Regions from separate parts of the Homo sapiens genome. Here all the other regions are linked to region 1. Evidence: chromatin loops called from intact Hi-C (ENCODE). Cell type or tissue: PC-3. All regions are shown on one strand. Links, peaks and the distances in the headings refer to the core of each region. The heading gives the core; the rest is flanking DNA.

What was found. A loop is a pair of places that touch in the nucleus more often than their neighbours do. Peaks named below come from ENCODE experiments on the same cell type or tissue, not always from the same donor. Only the 100,000 strongest peaks of a DNase experiment are listed, where the experiment ranks them.
Region 2: a loop joins it to region 1, with 4 times the contacts of the local background. A loop is called at or near these places in 2 of 110 quality-filtered maps.
Region 3: a loop joins it to region 1, with 2.0 times the contacts of the local background. A loop is called at or near these places in 9 of 110 quality-filtered maps.

What each region holds. Positions count from the first base shown.
Region 1 is chr21:42,723,204-42,725,703 of GRCh38, forward strand. All of the region lies in intron 4 of PDE9A (phosphodiesterase 9A), which reads left to right. Among named protein-coding and RNA genes, the nearest start is that of PDE9A-AS1, 17 kb to the right of the region's middle. RefSeq lists an enhancer at 748-1,947. In PC-3, for the core only: no CTCF peak of the experiment used is centred there; a DNase peak (open chromatin) is centred at 1,298; H3K27ac peaks cover 1,753 bases.
Region 2 is chr21:42,589,969-42,597,759 of GRCh38, forward strand. No RefSeq gene overlaps it. Among named protein-coding and RNA genes, the nearest start is that of LINC01671, 21 kb to the right of the region's middle. RefSeq lists enhancers at 794-4,244, 1,285-2,232. In PC-3, for the core only: a CTCF peak has its summit at 3,445 (motif pointing right); a DNase peak (open chromatin) is centred at 3,443; H3K4me3 peaks cover 424 bases.
Region 3 is chr21:42,815,204-42,822,994 of GRCh38, forward strand. No RefSeq gene overlaps it. Among named protein-coding and RNA genes, the nearest start is that of LINC01668, 39 kb to the left of the region's middle. In PC-3, for the core only: CTCF peaks have their summits at 3,228 (motif pointing left) and 3,432; a DNase peak (open chromatin) is centred at 3,228.

The DNA.
Region 1 (2,500 bases), core at 1-2,500:
GCTGCAAACCCATGGCCCAAAGCGGACCTGATCCGGCAGCATCTAAAAACAGGACCCGGAGAATCTGCTGGACTCCAGGATTGCCCTGGAACAAACCTAAAGTCTCCTATGACATGCAAACAATTCTGCCAGCCCCGGCCAGCATTCCCTGCATGTGCTTATCAAGTGAGGAGGCCAGCAGGACTTAGCACCCAGGTGAGCACACTTCATTGAGTCCAGGTGTGTGCAGATGAGAAGCAGCCAGGAGTTGAGGCTGAAGAGGAGCCTACCTAAACCTGTCATTACAACTGATTGATCCTTGGTGTAGTCAAATCTTCTGCCTTTATGAAAGTCATGGTATCTAGAGGTAAATCCCCATCAGCTTGGAGCAGCACCATGAAATCCACTCTAGCATGCAGACTCGGGGGCACTTTTAGATATTCTATTGGTTGTTCTTGGGGGACAGCTTCCTTTGGAGAACATGTGAGTTGTCTGTGAATATCAGCTTGCTCTCCCTAGGTTTCCATCACATGGATCAGCGAGAGTTAATGCTGACTCCCCCTCCCTCGGGGGCTTATTTGCAATCTCCCGATTTGCTCAAAAACTTCCAGGTCCAGAGGGACCCTAAAGACCCTGTCATGTCCCCCTGTGAATTACCAGCATCCCAGGCCATTGCTGGGTTTTCTTAAAACTATTAAGACACTATCAACGTGAAATGACTTGAATAGGCTTTAATTTTTAAAATTCATTATACGTCCTGCAGCATTTAGGAAAAAGAGGGAGGTGTCACACATAATATCAAATTTGGCTGACACAAGGTGATTTTGCCACGAAGGTTGGGAAGGATGAACATTTGCAATTGAAAACTGTTTGTTGCCCCCAGAATCCAGCGGTTTCAGGCTCTCTGAGGATTCCAGAGGTGCTAGAGGGGGTAAGGCCACATTCAGGTGGTGCAGGTGGGATTCACCCCTTCACAGCCTGGAGGTGGTGCCCGGAGCGCACCCTGTCACCCCAAGGATGATGACACCCCAGGGAAGGTGGTGGAAGCAGGAAGGGGAGGTCAGAGGAAAACTGGGGCCCTCAGTGGGCATCCGTGATGCGGAAACACTAATAATGCCAACAGCAATAGCAGAGGCAGGCAGGGCTTACGTGGCCAGGGCTGGGCTGGTGCTGTCCTGAGCACTTGACATGCATGAAATCACAGTTGTTTTAAGTTCTGAACTCCCCTGGGAGGAAACTGTGGCCACAGCAGGAATTCCAATGATTCTAGGGTCAGGAGAGGAGGCACCCACTTCCTGATCAGGGCTCTGTTTGTGGATGCGTGGGTGTGGTTGGCCTTTGTGCACACTGGTGGTTTTGCTTCTTTCCCCCAGCAAAAGAATGCAGATTTTGCATTATCTAAAGAGGCGGTTCCGTGAGCCCACTGTGCTGAGTCACATATATTCCATCGGTGTAAGTACCACCACCTGGGCAGTGCCCCTGGAGTGTTCTCACTGGGAGCGCAGCTTTGTGTCTGTACCCTTCCTGAGAATAGCTGACATGCTGGCCTGGGTGGCGCATTGGCCGAGGTGTGGCTATGACAGACCAGGATACCAGCATCTGCCCCAGCACTGAACTGAGCACACCACAGAAGGTGTGGACAGAGTGGCATGAAACATGACAGCTGCTTGTGCTCGAAATTAGATGTAGCCACACAAATCCTGTCGTGCTCAAAGGGTTCCATCTCCAAAGTCCAAAGGAAAACTCTTCCTTAACTGTTATTCCATTCTGTCTATACATTTCTTATTTTGAAGCAAGGATAGGTTCACACGCTGCTGTAATGATGCATGCAGAGAAAGCCCACTCATGGCCCGGTTTCTCCCAGTGGTGACATCTTGCAAAACTCTAGCACAATGTCACAGCCTGGCATTGACCGTGACACGGTCCAGATCCGGAACATGGCGTCCCCCACAAGGATCCCACCTGCCGCTCTTTAATAGCCACGCTGCTTCCCTTCCATTCCCCACTGGATCCCTGTCCCCTGGCAACCAAGAGGTCTCTCTCTTTTTTGTTTTTGTTTTTGTTTTTTTTTTGAGACAGAGTTTCGCTCTTGTTGCCCAGGCTGGAGTGCAATGGCACAATCTCGGCTCACCCCACAACCTCCGCCTCCAGGGTTCAAGCGATTCTCCTGCCTCAGTCTCCTGAGTAGGTGTGATTACAGGCATGCACCATCATGCCTGGCTAATTTTGTATTTTCAGTACAGACGGGGTTTCTCCATGTTGGTCAGGCTGGTCTCGAACTCCTGACCTCTGGTGATCCACCCACCTCAGCCTCCCATAGTGCTGGGATTACAGGCATGATCCACCATGCCCGGCCTCTGGTCTCTATTTGTATGATGTTGTCAATTCTGTAACGTTCTACACATGTAATCATGCAGTAGGTGACTTTGGGATTGGCGCCTTCCACCCAGCACAACCCCCTGGCATCCATCCGGGTTGTCGCCTATATCCGTGGTTCATTCCCTTCTTTCTGAGTCATACT
Region 2 (7,791 bases), core at 2,210-4,709, 130 kb before region 1:
CCTTACCTGCACCGAGCCTCCCGCCCCGTTTACATCCACGCAGGCGTTTCCCCTTACCTGCACCGAGCCTCCATTCCCGTTTATATCCACGCAGGCGTTTCCCCTTACCTGCACCGAGCCTCCCGCCCCGTTTACATCCACGCAGGCGTTTCCCCTTACCTGCACCGAGCCTCCATTCCCGTTTATATCCACGCAGGCGTTTCCCCTTACCTGCACCGAGCCTCCATTCCCGTTTATATCCACGCAGGCGTTTCCCCTTACCTGCACCGAGCCTCCATTCCCGTTTATATCCACGCAGGCGTTTCCCCTTACCTGCACCGAGCCTCCCGCCCCGTTTATATCCACGCAGGCGTTTCCCCTTACCTGCACCGGGCCTGCCGCCCCGTTTACATCCACGCATGCGTTTCCCCTTACCTGCACTGGGCCTGCCACCCTGTTTATATCTATGCCTGCGTTTTCCTCTTGCCTTTTCAATCCAGAGGCCTCACTAGCTTTGGCCTAGTCATCCTTTCTCCTTGTCTTCTCTTCAGGTATTTTATTGATGACTTCCTGATAGCACCAAATGGCTCCCCGAGGGCTCTGAGGCATTCACACGTGTGTGAGAGTGTGCAGGGATTCCCTGGAATTCAGAGGGACTGCCTTAGACTAATTTGACTGCTTTTGGGCAAAATAAGCTTATGGCCTGAAACTTGCCGATTATCCTGGCCCAGCCGTGCCTTGCCAAAGGTGTCTCTGGCCTGGCTAGCGGGTTGGGGCAGCAGCAGCAATCACCAGTGTGACCTGAGGGCGCCGTGTCACAAGCGCAGGGTACTTTGGTGGACACCTGAGAGGCAGGAATCCTGCTCAGGAGGATGAGGCTGCAGGACGCCCCCACAGCCTGTTGTGGTCAGACCCCGAGGATCCAGTGCCAGCTTGTGGTCCCCCTACTCGCTTACTGAGAACCCAGAGCCTGCCCCCAGGGCCCCGAGAGCCTTTACGCACAGTTTAATAACTAGCTGTGACTGCACACCCATGCAAGCGCTCTCCCGGGCAGGAAATCAAATGTCACCAGCACTCCGGAAACAGCCCTTATGAGGAAACGGCATTCTGGCCCCGGGGGTTTTAACTGACTTTACCTGGTGGGCCATGTGGATCCCCTCAGCCGCGCCTCTCCTCTTTACAGCCTTTGCCCACTGTCCTACTGGGCCGTTTGTCTCTTTCTAACTAATTTGTGTCAGTACCTTCTGAGCTCCGTTCATGTCTGTGAGGGTTAGTTTTCTGCGCCCTCTTGACCAGGCCTTAGGACCCAGTTATTCAAGTGAACACTACTTAGGATGTTGTCGTGAAGGCATTTTATAAATGTGCTTAACATCGCCAATCCATCAACTTTAACTAAAGGAGATTTATCCTCCATAACTTGGGTGGGCCTGGTTCAGTCAGTTGAAGGGTTTGAGAGCAAAACTGAGGCTTCCCCGAGGAAGGAGAAATCCCACCCGTGGACTCAGCCTCAGCTCTGGCCTGAGAGTTTCCAGCCTGACACCTGCCCTGGATTTCAGACTTGCCTAGCCAGCCCCCACAGTTACATAAGCCAGTTCCTTGAAGTGAATCTGTGTGTGCACATGTGCATGTGTGTGTGTGTGCATGTGTGTGTCCATGTGTGTGTCCGTGCATGAGTGTGCATGTGTGTATGCATGCATGTGTCCGTGTGTGCATCCATGTGTGCATGCACATGTGCATGTGTGTGCATGTGTGTGCACGTGTGCGTGTGTGTGCGTGTGTGTGCGTGCATGTGTGTGCACGTGTGCGTGTGTGTGCATGCATGTGTGTGCATGTGTGTGTGCGTGTGTGTGCACGTGTGCGTGTGATCTCCAACTGGTTCTGTTCCTCTGGCTGAACCTGGAGGATGCATCGTCTTTCTGCATTGTCTACCTGTTTTACAGGGACCTGCCTTATCTTTAAAATCAGAAGTAATTAAGTTCATTTTAAAAGTCAAGGCGAGTACCAAAAAGAATGTAAACACTCTATTCCAAGGCTGTTTCTTCCTGGGACAGTTGTATTTTTAACACATTTTCCCAAGAGTTGCTGCAGCCACTCTGTGTGAGCCCCGCATCCTACCACAGCCTTAGGGACAGCAAGGTCACCAGCTCTAGAAGCTCTGCCTTCAGAACGGCCCACTCTGCAGCCAGCCCCATGAAGACACCTCTTGGGTGCCTGGTGTTGTAAAATTTACCCAAATCCAGAGCCATGATTCCAAACCTGATGGTAGAAGAGCAGCATTCATTTGCTTGTTCATTCATTCAGCACACTCGTATTGCCAAGCCCTGAGAATAAGCGCAGGGATACGGTAATAAACCGGGAGAGCCAAATCGGCCCCATGGAGTCGAGTCTAGGGGAAGCAATAGACGACTAACAAAGGAACAGTAAACAGTCTGGGGCAGGAGCGGGGGGTGTATGATTGTGTATTGACGGTCGTCTTCGAGGATGGGATAAGGGTGTGATGGAATGAACCCTGCAGATCTAAGGAAAGGCCATTCCAGACCCTAGAGGAGGTCCAGGAAGGAAGTTCAGGAGCACAGGCCACAGAGGGTCACTGATTTCACCAATTTCACCAGGATCAGGGTTTTCCATACCACTAAGGCTGGAGGGACAAGGGACAGGAGCGTGAAAGGAGAGGCGAGGCTGGTGCCCCAGGAAACCCAAGCCTGGTCTCAGGCTGGTGAAGAGGTGGATGATGGAGCGAGTGGGGAATGAGTGGTCCCAGTGGCCGGAAAGCTTGCTGGGGGCTGATCTGGACAGATGGGAGGTGGGTGAGGTCCTGGGAGCGGAGGTTCTGGAGACCGGCGGGCATGGCCAATGATGAGCCCTAGGACGTGACTCTCACAATGGGGACTGAAGGGGTTGGAGGGAGGTGCCGTTGGAAAATTGCAGTAAGTGAGAAGAGTCAGAAATGGGAGGACCAGAGGGAAAGCCACTTCTCAGAGAAGAGTAACAGGTTCAACTTTGGTCCAATAATCACAATTTAGAGCTGACAGCAGCTTCAGAGGCCATGTGACAGATAAGGAAACTAAGGCCCCAAAAGCAGCCGTGGAGACCAGACCCAGGGGTTCCGGCCACGGCTCTGTGCCTTTTGTAAAGGCAGCCTATGTCTGCACTCACCTGTGCTCTGGCCCAGGCCGGCCCTGCACTTCGATTGCCGGGAGCCCTGCACGCGGAACTGTGTCTGCAGAAGCTCCTTTTGGCACCTGGGAGGGCACCTCTCATCAGTACTCCAGGACCTCGGCCATCGCCACGGACCGCAGGGTGAACGCTGGGTGGGCTGTACCATGGCCTCGGCCACCGCCTGCAGATCCAGGCTCCCTGCAGCCTGCTGGGCTGGTGGCCTCAGGGGACCGGTGAGCTGCGTCTGCCTGGGCTCCCGAAAGGCCGCTCCCAGATTTTGATTTTGCTTTGTTACCTAGAACCCAGGCCCTCTGTTGCCACAAGAGGGCCCCCCAGCCCCGGCTCACTGAGGCCCTCCCCGTGGAGGAGCGTATCCTGTCCGGTCCGCAGCTCAAATATCCAGAGATCGGGAGACCCCGGCCCTGGCCCCACCCCCGCCCCAGCTGGGCCACACTGCCCCCTCCACCACACCCCGGCAAGCCCCTCCTGGGGCTGCACTCAGTCCTGGGTGTCAGAGGGTCCTCTGGCTTCGCTTGTCACATTTAATGACAAATCAGAAATCAAATGTATCCAGAGCCAGCCTGGGCTTTAGGATAGAAGGGGAGGGCAGGAGTGGGGGCTCCGGGGACAGGGGCTGGCCGAGGAGGGAGGATGGGGGCAAGAGGATATTCGTGGGGCACCCACTCCCCACCCATCCGCCACCCCCTCCTCCCAGGGCTCCTTCTGAGGCCTCGCTGTCCCCGCCTTTTAGTAAAAAGTGGAGAAACAGCCTCACAGGGTGACCTGCTTCAGCTCCCAAAGCCATGCTGTGGCTGACCAGGGTCAGGACCCAGGTACCAGGTCCACGGCTCAGGGGTGGGAGCCAAGCCTCACTCGACTCCACGCTCAGGGCCGGGACCCAGGCCACAAGCCCGACCTTTGTCCTTTCCTCGAGCTTGCTGGGAAGCCTAGACTCACCCAAATCCAACCCAAAAAAGGCTGCAACAAACCAGCCTTGCTTGTGATTTCGTTTTATGATTTTCTTTTCACATTTTCTTACTATGGGAATTCTCATGGGTACATAAAAATAGACAGCTTAATATGCACCATATCCCATCCCTCAGCCTTGACAGTTGTCAACAGCCTGCCTTTCCTGCTTCAAATCTACCATGTAAGCCTTCATTTTATCTCATATGGTTTGCTTTTTTTTTTTTTTTTTTTTTTTTGAGCTGGTGTCTCACTCTGTTACCCAGGCTGGAGTGCAGTGGCGCCATCTCGGCTCACTGCAACCTCTGCCTCCCAGGTTCAAGCGATTCTCCTGCCTCAGCCTCCCGAGCAGCTGGGACTACAGGCTCACACCGCCATGTCTGGCTAATTTTTGTATTTTTGTAGAGATGGGGTTTCATGATGTTGGCTTCACAATGTTGGCCAGGCTGGTCTCAAACTCCTGGACTCAAGTAATCTGCCTGCCTCAGCCTCCCGAAGTGCTGGGATTACAGGCGTGAGCCACCATGCCCAGCCTTATTACGTATTTTTAAGCAAATTATTGGATCATACCATTGCACCCAAACAATGCTGCCGTGTTACACAGCCATTTGTCCAGCCTCCTGTTCTATGGATGAAGATCACCAGGGTTCTCCACTTTCCAGACGAACGAAGCCACTGACGACCCGACAGGCCACGTGACTTGGCACAGCGCAGCCCTCAGGATCAGGGTCCTATCAGAGCCCTCTGGGGATGCTGGTTGTGCCTGGTGGCATTGCAGGAGGGAACGAGCCCTGCCTGGACTGTCCCCAGGTGATCACACACATGCCACCGGGATGAGGCAGGAGGGTGGACCCTTGTGAGAGGAACAAGCCACGGGTGCTCTGTCCCCTGGCATCCCCTCAGCAGCAGGACTCTAAATCCCCTCGCCTCCTACTGAAGGAGGAGAGAAATGAGTAAGAAATTGAAGTTACCACTAACGTTATTTTTAGAAACTGCAGTACGAAATGAAAAAAAAATGTCTCCAGACTGCCGAGGAAACGAGAAATACATGCCTCCAAATTATATGAAAGGCAAGAAAACCACCCAAGTGCCAGTGACTCACAGGAGCTGGGGTGGGTTCAATCAGGATAGGGAACTCCTGGAGGGCCTTCAACTGGGCGGCAAGTTGATGGCACTGCTGTCACCCTGCAGGAAAGACCCGGCTCTCTTCCAAAGCCTCCCCAGCCATTTGCAAGCTCAGCGTGGGAAGCAGGCTGGGCTGAGCACGTCCAGGGCTCCCAAACTACGCTGGAGCCAAAATCCAGGACTCCCGCCTGAATTGGGATCCTTGGAGCGGGGTGCTGGAGGGAATGCTGCGGCCTCTCAGGTCTGTGACCGCGTCCACGCCAAGGCTTGCTGCATGCAACCCGTAAGCTGAGAGTTGCCACCATCCAGACACCACCCTGTGCAGCGGAGTGGGGCAGGGCAGGACTGAGAGACGGTGTCTGCCCTCCAGACCACCTTGCAGGCCCATGCTGTGGGGCTCAGTCTCCCTCACCCTGGGGCATGGATCAAGCAGGCCTGTCCCCTCTAAGAATGCCCCATCTCTGTAGTCCTCTGTAAAAGTCACTAATGCTTTCTGCCAAGTATTTCCAATTCTTGCCCCTTCTAGGCTCCTGCAGCAATTCCGCTCCCAGCCTCCTACCATGTTGGCCAACATTTTGACACGTGAACCTTCTGGGCTGGGCATGGGTCATGTGGCAGAGCCATTTCCCCTTGGCCATGGGGACTGGCAACATCCGACACGTCGGCTGCTCAGTGAGCCTGGTCCAGGCGTGGCAGTGTGAGGCAGAGTCCCCCAGCCCAGTAGCCCCCCAGTAACTGGGTAACCAATGTGACAGGACGGCCACGGGGAGGCCGGGGTGGTGCTCAGTGGGCAGAGGTGGCTCATTTACAGCACTGTGCCTGTGACGCTGTGGGAAGCCGACCTCACACCTAACAAAATCGCAGCTCCAGAGGAGGGGCCTGGAAACGATGTTAGTAGTAATGGGTGTTGCTTGCCTTTGGATTGCTTTAGAAAGATATTATAAGGAAATGATGCACTCAGAAAGTAATTATGTGGTTTGTAAGCCAGGATGAAAGGGAACGGAGAGTTCAATTCAGGAACGTGCAGGACTAAACAGAAGCTCCTCAAATACCAACAGCAAAATGGTAAAATGGAAAGATGCCTGAAGCAACAGCTGCCACAAAAGCTCAACGTCTTCAAGAGGGAAATCAAGCCATGGCCTCATGTCCACTTCCACCACATCTCTTAAGAGAAAACTCAAATCTTTTTTTCTCTGCTCTCACACAACTACAACAATCAGCACAGAAGACTTCTGTGACCCCAAAATATGTGGAGATTTCTCCCCACCAGCAAGCAAGCAGTCAGCACTACAGCAGACACCGTCTGGGTGTCCTGTAATTCCATCCTGACACTCTACCTGGAGAGAGCTTGTATTCCATAGGATGGGGGCTCCGTCCCCAAGACTGCCCCCTCCCACCTCAGACACCAGTTGCAAGCCTGTGCCTCTGGAACTTCTGACCAACTGGCTATAAATCAGGGTTCCCACAACCCCATCTCTGGGTTCAATTAATTTGCTGGAGCAGCTCATACAACTCAGGAAAACACTTATGTTTACCAGTTTGTTATAAAAGACATTGCAAAAGATACAGATGAAGAAACACATAGGGCAAAGTATGGGGGAAAGGGTGCAGAGCTTCCATGCCCTCCCCAGGGGCCACCCTCCAGGAGCCTCTGTGTGGTCAGTGTTCAGCCATCCTGAAGAGCCCTTTCCTCTTGGGCCTTTCATGGAGATGCATGGGGTGGGCATGATTGACAACCATGTAGAAATATGATTGGCCCAAAAGGATATGGTCTAAACCCGGCGAGGCTGTCTGGCCACATTCTTCTTGGCTTTTCTGGGCAGCATTCCCTCCTCCAGGGTGTGGGGTAGGACCCCCTCTGGAATGAGGGGCTTATGACCCACAAGCAGATTAGGGTTCCACCTGCCCAAGGCAGGTGAAAAGAGGGCAGAAGAAGATCAGGGAGAGAGATTCTGTTTGTTAGGGCTGTGGGAGTTATAAGCCAGGAACTGTGGACAAAACCCCATATATATATATATGTATATACATACATATATGCATATATTAAGCCATATGTGTATGTATGTATATATACATATACATATATGTATATACATCTATATGGGGTTTTGTCCACATTTTTTATACATTTTTTTTATATATAAGATAATATTACAATGTCTGAATGGACCGAAGTGAATCATGTCAGGTGGACACAATGGCTCGGGAAAAACAGACAAAGGGTATGGCATTCCTATGTAAGCTCTGTCGCCTCGAGAGGCCTGCAATCGTCTCTCTCCATAATTTCAGTAAGAAGCCGAACAAACGCATTTTTAAGAGGATGGTAACACCAAAGGACCTATAAACCTAGAAGAAAATCATCAATTATCATTATCTGTAGCAGTTTATGTTCTAAAAAGTCACTGTAAACACGGATTTAGAGATGAATGAACCATGCTCCTAGGAGAAAGACAGGGTTAAGGTTCCTGAGAGCTCTGGTCACTAAATTTTCATCAATCCACACACGATCTTGTTTTATGTGTGTTTCTGTTTAAAGACACCTGTGTAATATTGTTGACTCAT
Region 3 (7,791 bases), core at 2,210-4,709, 94 kb after region 1:
TAGGTGTCCTTTTTAGACCCAGGAGTCAAAGCCCTGTAATTCAGTGTCACAAGCACTTTAAAAGCACATACAGGAAGATACGTGGATGTAATAAACTTAATTTAAAAAATTTTTATCCCAGTTTTTTTTCCTAAGCAAACCAAAACTTAATAATGACAACTTGATCATATTAAAGTTTCAGGTTTTTTTTAATACATATATCCTCTTATTGAGACTTAACACTGACTGTTCATGACATGCTTGGACTTTGTTTTGTCCTGAATATTCCTCCTTCTTAAACAACCAGTCATTTTATTTTAGGACTAAATTTACCATAAAAAAATTATTTCTCTTTAAGCTTTCTTATGACAAAAAAAAACTATTTTTATAACTTTATCTCTGTTTTTATTTCCTGATTCCTTTTACCCTGTTGTATACATAACATTTAAATAAATTTTGAATTAGACAAAACTTGTTTACCTTTTCTAAAAAGGACACAGTTTTTTTTAGCAAAAATGTTTTCCTACAATATATATTTATTGGAAAATACCCAAATAATGCAGTATCTATTATTTAATTTTTTTGAGACAGTTTTGCTCTTGTCACACTGGCTGGAGTTCAATGGTGCTATCTCAGCTCACTGCAACCTCTGCCTCCTGGGTTCAAGCGATTCTCCTGCCTCAGCCTCCTGACTAGCTGGGACTACAGGTGCACACCATCACACCCAGCTAATTTTTGGGGTTTTGGGGATTTTTTTTTTTTTGAGATGGAGTCTTGCTCTGTTGCCCAGGCTGGAGTGCAATGGCATGATGTGAGTTCACTGCAAACTTCACCTCCTGGGTTCAAACGATTCTACTGTCTCAGCCACCCAAGTAGCTGGGATTACAGGCACCCACCACCACACCCAGCTAATTTTTTGTATTTTAGTAGAGACGGGGTTTCACCCTGTTGCCCAGGCTTGTCTGGAACTGAACTCAGGCAGTCCACCCACCTCAGCTTCCCAAAGTGCTAGGACTACAGACGTGAGCCACTGTGGTGCCCTGCCTCAGTTATTTCTTTATAGCAATGCAAGAAAGGACAAATATAGGATGGACTTGAGAACAGTAGACCTTATTACCTCATGTGGTTGCTATGAGGACAAAATGGGTTAATATTTTTAAAACACTAAAGGCAAGTCCTGGCACACAAGTTTCTATACCTGCTTACTAAGTAACCATTTTCCTGCTCTGCCATCCTTTGTGAAGTACCTTATGGGCCAAAATGGTGCTGAAGCACCAGCCATTATGACTGCATGACAGGAAGGAGGATAAGGCACAATATTTCCCCTCACACTTGGAAAAACAATTTTCTAAAATTAGGATTCCATCACCAAGGAGAAACATTCATTTTACTACACACTGCTGTGAATTTATCTCACTAAATAATGCTATTGTCTTTGTCCATTTTCTGTTGCTTATAACAGAATTCCTGAGGCCGGGTCATTTGTAAAGAAAGGGAATTTATTTCTTCCATTATGGAGGCTGAGAAATCTAAGGTTAAGGCACCACATCTGATGAGGGCCTTCCTGCTGGTGGGGACTCTCTGCAGCACAGGGTATCACGTGAGGGGCTGAGTGTGCTAGCCCAGGTGTCTCTTTCTCCTCTTATAAAGCCATTAATGCCACCACCATGATAACCTGTTACTCATTTACCCATTAACCCATTAATGGACTAATGCATTCATGAGAGCAGAGCCGTCAGAACACAACCACTTTTTTTTTTTTTTTTTTTTTTTTTTTTTTTTGAGACGGAGTCTTGCTCTGTTGCCCAGGCTGGAGTGCAGTGGCACAATCTCAGCTCACTACAACCTCCTCCTCCTGGGTTCAAGCAATTCTCCTGCCTCAGCCTCCTGAGTAGCTGGGATTACAGGCACCTGCCACCACGCCCAGCTAATTTTTGTATTTTTAGTAGAGATGGGGTTTCACCACATTGGCCAGGCTGGTCTCAAACTCCTGACCTCAGGTGATCCACTGGCCTTGGCCTCCAAAAGTGCTGGGATTGCAGGTGTGAGACACTGCCCCTGGCCCCAATCACTTCTTAAACTTAATCTCTACATTGGGGATCAATTTCTAAATGGGTTTGGGAAAGGACAAGCATTCAAACATAGCAGGTTCTTTTCCTCAACAATAAATTCCCATCTTCATTTTATTGGGATCTCACTGTCTGAGCTCTTTATTCTCTTTTCCCCAGGAAGATTGTGCTTGAGAAACAATCATCAAGTCTGTTGGTCCACATCTCCCGCGCACTCCCTGGATACCCCCAACAGGCCAATCCATCAAGCCACAGCTCAGTTTCCAGGGCTTTAAGAGAAGCAGAAGAAACGCTTCCACAGTCCTCATTGTGTGCAGGGAATGAGCATGAGTTATGGGGGCTCCTCAATGCTGAGCCTAGCCACCCCACTGCTGCATCCCCACAGCCCTTCCAGAGGGTCTCTATCCCTCCTTATCTAAGAGCAAATCCGGGCTCCATGTCACTGAGTGCTTACTCATCCCCAGGAAGAGGCAGTTGTTGCACTACGGGGTTTTTTTCTGTAATAAATGTCCTTTATTTTATCAGAGCATGGCACTGAAAGAAAAGAAATCAAATGTATAACTTGCAAACCAGTGGAGTGAGGAAAAGAGGAGGAGGTGCGTAAAACACAACCAACCCAAAAGAAGGGGGTTGATGCCAGTTAAAAAGTGGATGCAGTAAAAAGAAAATACGAAATAAGTTGGGAAAACTGAGTCAAAATATACTAGAATTCTATTTCATATAAATAATGTAGTCAGTTAAAAGACAGACTTCTTAAAGTAAAAGAAAAAAATCCAGCCATCTGCTGTTTACAAGAGACATACCTAAAATATAATGAAAAAAGGAGGACTAAGAAAAGAGTTGGGGAAAATATACCAAGAAAATACGAAATCAAAAGAAAGCTGTTGTCACAATTTTGATATCACACAAAAGTGACTTTGAGACAAATAGCTTTATTAGGGATAAAGAGGGTCCTGGCTTAGTAGTAAAAGGAAGAATTTTTGAGGAAAGGCAAACTTTGAACCTATGAGCCACCAAGTAAATGTTTTCAAATATGTAAAACCTAAATTCAAAAAGTTAATATATTTTCAACTTCTTCCATTCCTCTTCCTTCTCCTTCCTCACTCTCTCCTTCTCTCCCTTCCTTAATAATTTAGTTTAAAATCTATTAGACTGAGCAAGGTGATGGTGGGCCCCCTGGTGGCATGAAGCGCAGCAGCAGGAGGAGGGGCAGCATCACAGGCCTGGAGTAGGTGTCAGAGTCCAGGTGGTGGAGGGGCCAGGATGGCAGACCAGCGTAGGATGGTAGGGTGGCAGGGCCCAGCTGGGCACTATGGACCAAGTTGTATCCCTCAACATTCAAATATTGAATCCCTATGTGACTACATTTGGAGATGGGGCTTTTAGGAGGTAAATAAGGAAGGTTCCATGAGGTCATAAGGGTGGGACCCTCATCTGATAGGACTGGTACCCCTCTAGGAGAGAAGAAGAAAGTCTATGTGAGAACACAGCATGAAGGTAGCTGTCCACAAGCCAGGAAAGGAGCCCTTACTGGGAACCCGACCAGGCCAGCACCTTGATCTCAGACTTCTTGCCTCCAGAAGCCCCAATGCAATGAGGAGGTATCCACGGGACCTGGCCCCAGAATTGTCCTGGTGCAGAGTTCCAGATCCCAAAAGGGATGAGGAGAGTTTACTTATGGGGACAGCAGTGGCCCACAGAGTGCCAGGACCCGAGAAGAGTGGTCAGGACATCCATGTTAGGAGGTGGGTCATCCACTGGAAATTGGTCAGACACTGGGGATTGATACAATAGTAAATACACTGATGATAATGGGAACCAGGTTTCTCACTGTTGGAAAAGGGAGTCACAAATCTGGAAAGGGAGAAAATGAGAATGCGCTCCATGGGGTTGGGTCGGAGGAACTGGTGTGCACTCATGGTCTTCAATATAAGTACAGAAATAGATCCGCATAGAAATGTGTGTATTAATATGCTTGTTTCCTTGCTCTGTCCACTGAGAAGGCCTTAGACCTCAACAGTAATGAATACACCTAGAGCTCAGATCTTGGTTTCTAAATACCATTCTCCAATATATAAAATCAGGGCTCCCTGGAGAAATGGCTGATTGTAGAGCTTGGGCAGGAAAGGTACAAAATAAGCCTGAAATCTTTTTTTATAGAAACAAGGCAGTGCTCAAAGAATGATGGGACATGTCAAAAAACAACACAGGGGAAAAGAGGTGGAGCAAGATGGCCAAATGGAATCCTCCACCAATTGTCCTCCCAAATTTAACAATGATCTACACAAAAAAGCACCTGCATAAGAACTAAAAATCAGGCTGGGCACGGTGGCTCATGCCTATAATCCCAGCACTTTGGGAAGCTGAGGTGGGTGGATCACCTGACATCAGGAATTCAACACCAACCTGGCCAACATGGCAAAACCCCATCTCTACTAAAAATACAAAAACTAGCCGGACGTGGTGGCAGGCGCCTGTAATCCCAGCTATTTGGGAGGCTGAGGCAGGAGAATCATTTGAACCCAGAAAGTAGAGGTTACAGAGAGCCAAGATCAAGCCACAGCACTCTGGCCTGGGTGATAGTGTGGGACTCCATCTCAAGAAAAAAAAATAATAATAATAATAATAAAAAAATGAGGTGAGCAATCACAGTTTTAACTTCGTATTACTGAAAGAGGCACCACAGAGGGTAGGAAAGGCACTCTTTAATTGCTGACACCATCCCTCTGCTGCCCGCTGGCAGCTGTCGCATGGCACAGAGCAATCATCTGTGTGCTTGTGGGAGGGAAGGTGCAGTGATTGTGGGACTTTGCATTGAACTCAGTGCTGCTGCTTTGTCACAACAGAAAGCAAAACTGGGCTGAACTCAGCCAGCGCCCACCCATGGAGGGAGCACTTAGACTAGCCCTAGCCAGAGAGAAATTGCCCATCCCAGTGACTGGAACTTCAGTTTGGGCAAGCTTTGCCACCACAGGCTAAAGTTCTCTGGGGGCCTAAATAAACTTTAAAGGCAGTCTAGGCCACAAGGACTGCAACCCCTTGGCAAGACCTAGTGCTGTGCTAAGCTCAGATCCAGTGGACTTGGGGGACATGTGACCTAGTTAGACACCAGCTTGGGTGGCTAAGGGAGTGCTTGCACCATCCCTCCTCCAACCCCAGGCAGCACAGCTCACGGCAATGAAAGCAACTCCTTCCTTCTGCTTGAGGAGACAAGAGGGAAAAATAAAGAGGACTTTGTCTTGCGTCTTGCATACCAGCTCGGCCACAGTAGGACAGGGCACTGGGCAGAGTTGTGAGGCCCCTATTCCAAGCCCTAGATCCTGGATGATACTTCCAGACACACCTGGGCCAGACAGAAACCTACTGCCTTGAAGGGAAGGACTCAGTCTTGGCAGGATTCATCACCTACTGACAAAAGGGCCCTTGGACCCTGAATAACTAGTAACGATACCAGGTAGTACACCACGGGCCTTGAGTGAGACTGAGATGTGCTGGTTTCAGTTTCTATCTCGGCCACAATGGGGTAGAGCACCAAGTGGGCTCTTGGGGTCCCTGACACAAGGCCTTGTCTTTTGGGTTCCCTGAGCAAGGCAATTCTGGACCTGCCTTGGGCAAGGGGGTGCCCATTGCCCTGAAGGGAGGGTCCCAGGCCTGGCAGCATTTACCACAAGCTGACTGAAGAGCCCCTGGGCTCTAAGTGAACACTGATGGTAATCAGGTAATACTCTCCATGGGCTTGTAACGGTAGTAGCCATGGGAGAGGCTCCTCTGCTTACGGAAGTGGGAGGAAAGAGTGGGAAGAAATTTGTCTTGTGGTTTGAGTGCCCACTTAACTGTAATAGAATAGAACACCAGCTAGATTTCTAAGGTTTTTTGAGTCCAGTTTCTGGCTTCCAGATGGCATCCCTGGACCCACTTGGGGCCTGGGGGAACTCACTGCCCTGAAAGGAAGAATATAAGCCTGGCCGGCTTCACCACCTGCTGATTGTAGAGCCCTATGGCCTTGAGTAAACATAGGCAGTAGCAAGGTAGTAATTACGGCAGGCCTTGGGTGAGATTCAGTGTTGTGCTGGTTACAGGTCTGACCCAGCACAGTCCCAGTGGTGGTAGCCACGAGGGTGCTTGTGTCACCCTACCCTCAGCTCCAGGCAGCTCAGCACAGACAGACAGACTCCATTTGTTTGGGAGAAAGTAAAGGAAGAGAACAAAATCTCTGCCTGGTAAGCCAGAGAATTCTTCTGGATCTTATCCAAGACCACGAAGGCAATACCTCTATGAGTCTGCAACAACCACACTGTTACAGGGCTTCAGGTGCCCCCCACCCCGCCCAGTGCAGATACAGCTTAGATCAAAACACCTAAGTCCCTTCAAATACCTAGAAAGCCTCCCCAAGAAGGATGGGTACAAATAAACCCAGACTGTAAAGACTAAAATAAATACCTAACTCTTCAATGCCCAGACATCAATGAACATCCACAAGCATCACAACCATTCAGGACAACATGACCTCATCAAATGAACTAAATAAGGCAGCAGGGACCAATCCTGGAGAAACAGAGATACGAGATCTTTCAGACAGAGAATTCAAAAGAGCTATTTTGAGGAAATTCACAGAAATTCAAGATAACACAGAGACAGAATTCAGAATTCTATCAGATAAATTTAACAAATAGATTGAAATAATTCAAGAGAGTCAAGCAGAAATTCTGAAATTGATACATGCAATTGACATAATGAAGAACATATTAGAGTCTCTTAATAGCAGAATTGATCAAACAGAAGAAAACATCAGTGAGCTTGAAGATAGGCTATTTGAAAACACACAGTCAGGGGAGATGAAAAAAGAATAAAAATAATGAAACATGCTGACAAGACCTAAAAAATAGCCTCTAAGGGGCAAATCTAAGAGTTATTGCCTTAAAGAGGAGGTAGAAAAAGAGATAGGGGTAGAAGCTTATTCAAAGAGATAATAATGAGAACTTTCTAAACCTAGACAAAGACATTAATATTCAAGTACAAGAAAGTTACAGAACACCAAGCAGATTTAACCCAAAGACGAGCACCTCAAGGCATTTAATAATCAAACTCCCATAGGACAAAGAAAGGATCCTAGAAGTAGCAAGAGAAAAGAAACAAATAACTTACAATAGAGCTACAATATGACTGGCAGCAGACTTCTCAGTGGAAACCTTACAGGCCAGGAGAGAGTGGCATGATGTATTTAAAGGGCTGAAGAAGAAAAAAAAAAAAAAAACTTTTACCCTAGAATAGTACATCTGGTGAGAAAATATCCTTAAATAAAGACTTTCCCAGACAAACAAAAGCTGAGGGATTTCACATTCTTTTAAATGCTGTATAATAACCCATAAAATGAATGTACCATATTTAACACGTAATGTTTAACACATTATTAAATGCCTAGGGGCATTATTCAATAATGAAGCATGCCTATAAAAACTAGAAAATAGCCTCAAAGGGGTGAATCTAAGAGGAGGTAGACAAAGAAACAGGGGTAGAAGTTTATTCAAAAAGATAACAACAAAGAACTTTCCAAACCTAGAGAAAGAGATCAATATTCAAGTACAAGAAGGTTATAGAACACTCCTCACCAGACTTGTCCTACAAGAAACGCTAAGAAAGTTTCTTCAATCAGAAAGAAAAGGACATTAATGAGAAGTAAGAAAACTTCTGAAGGTATGAAAGTCACTGGTAATAGTAAGTACATAGAAAAACACAGAATATT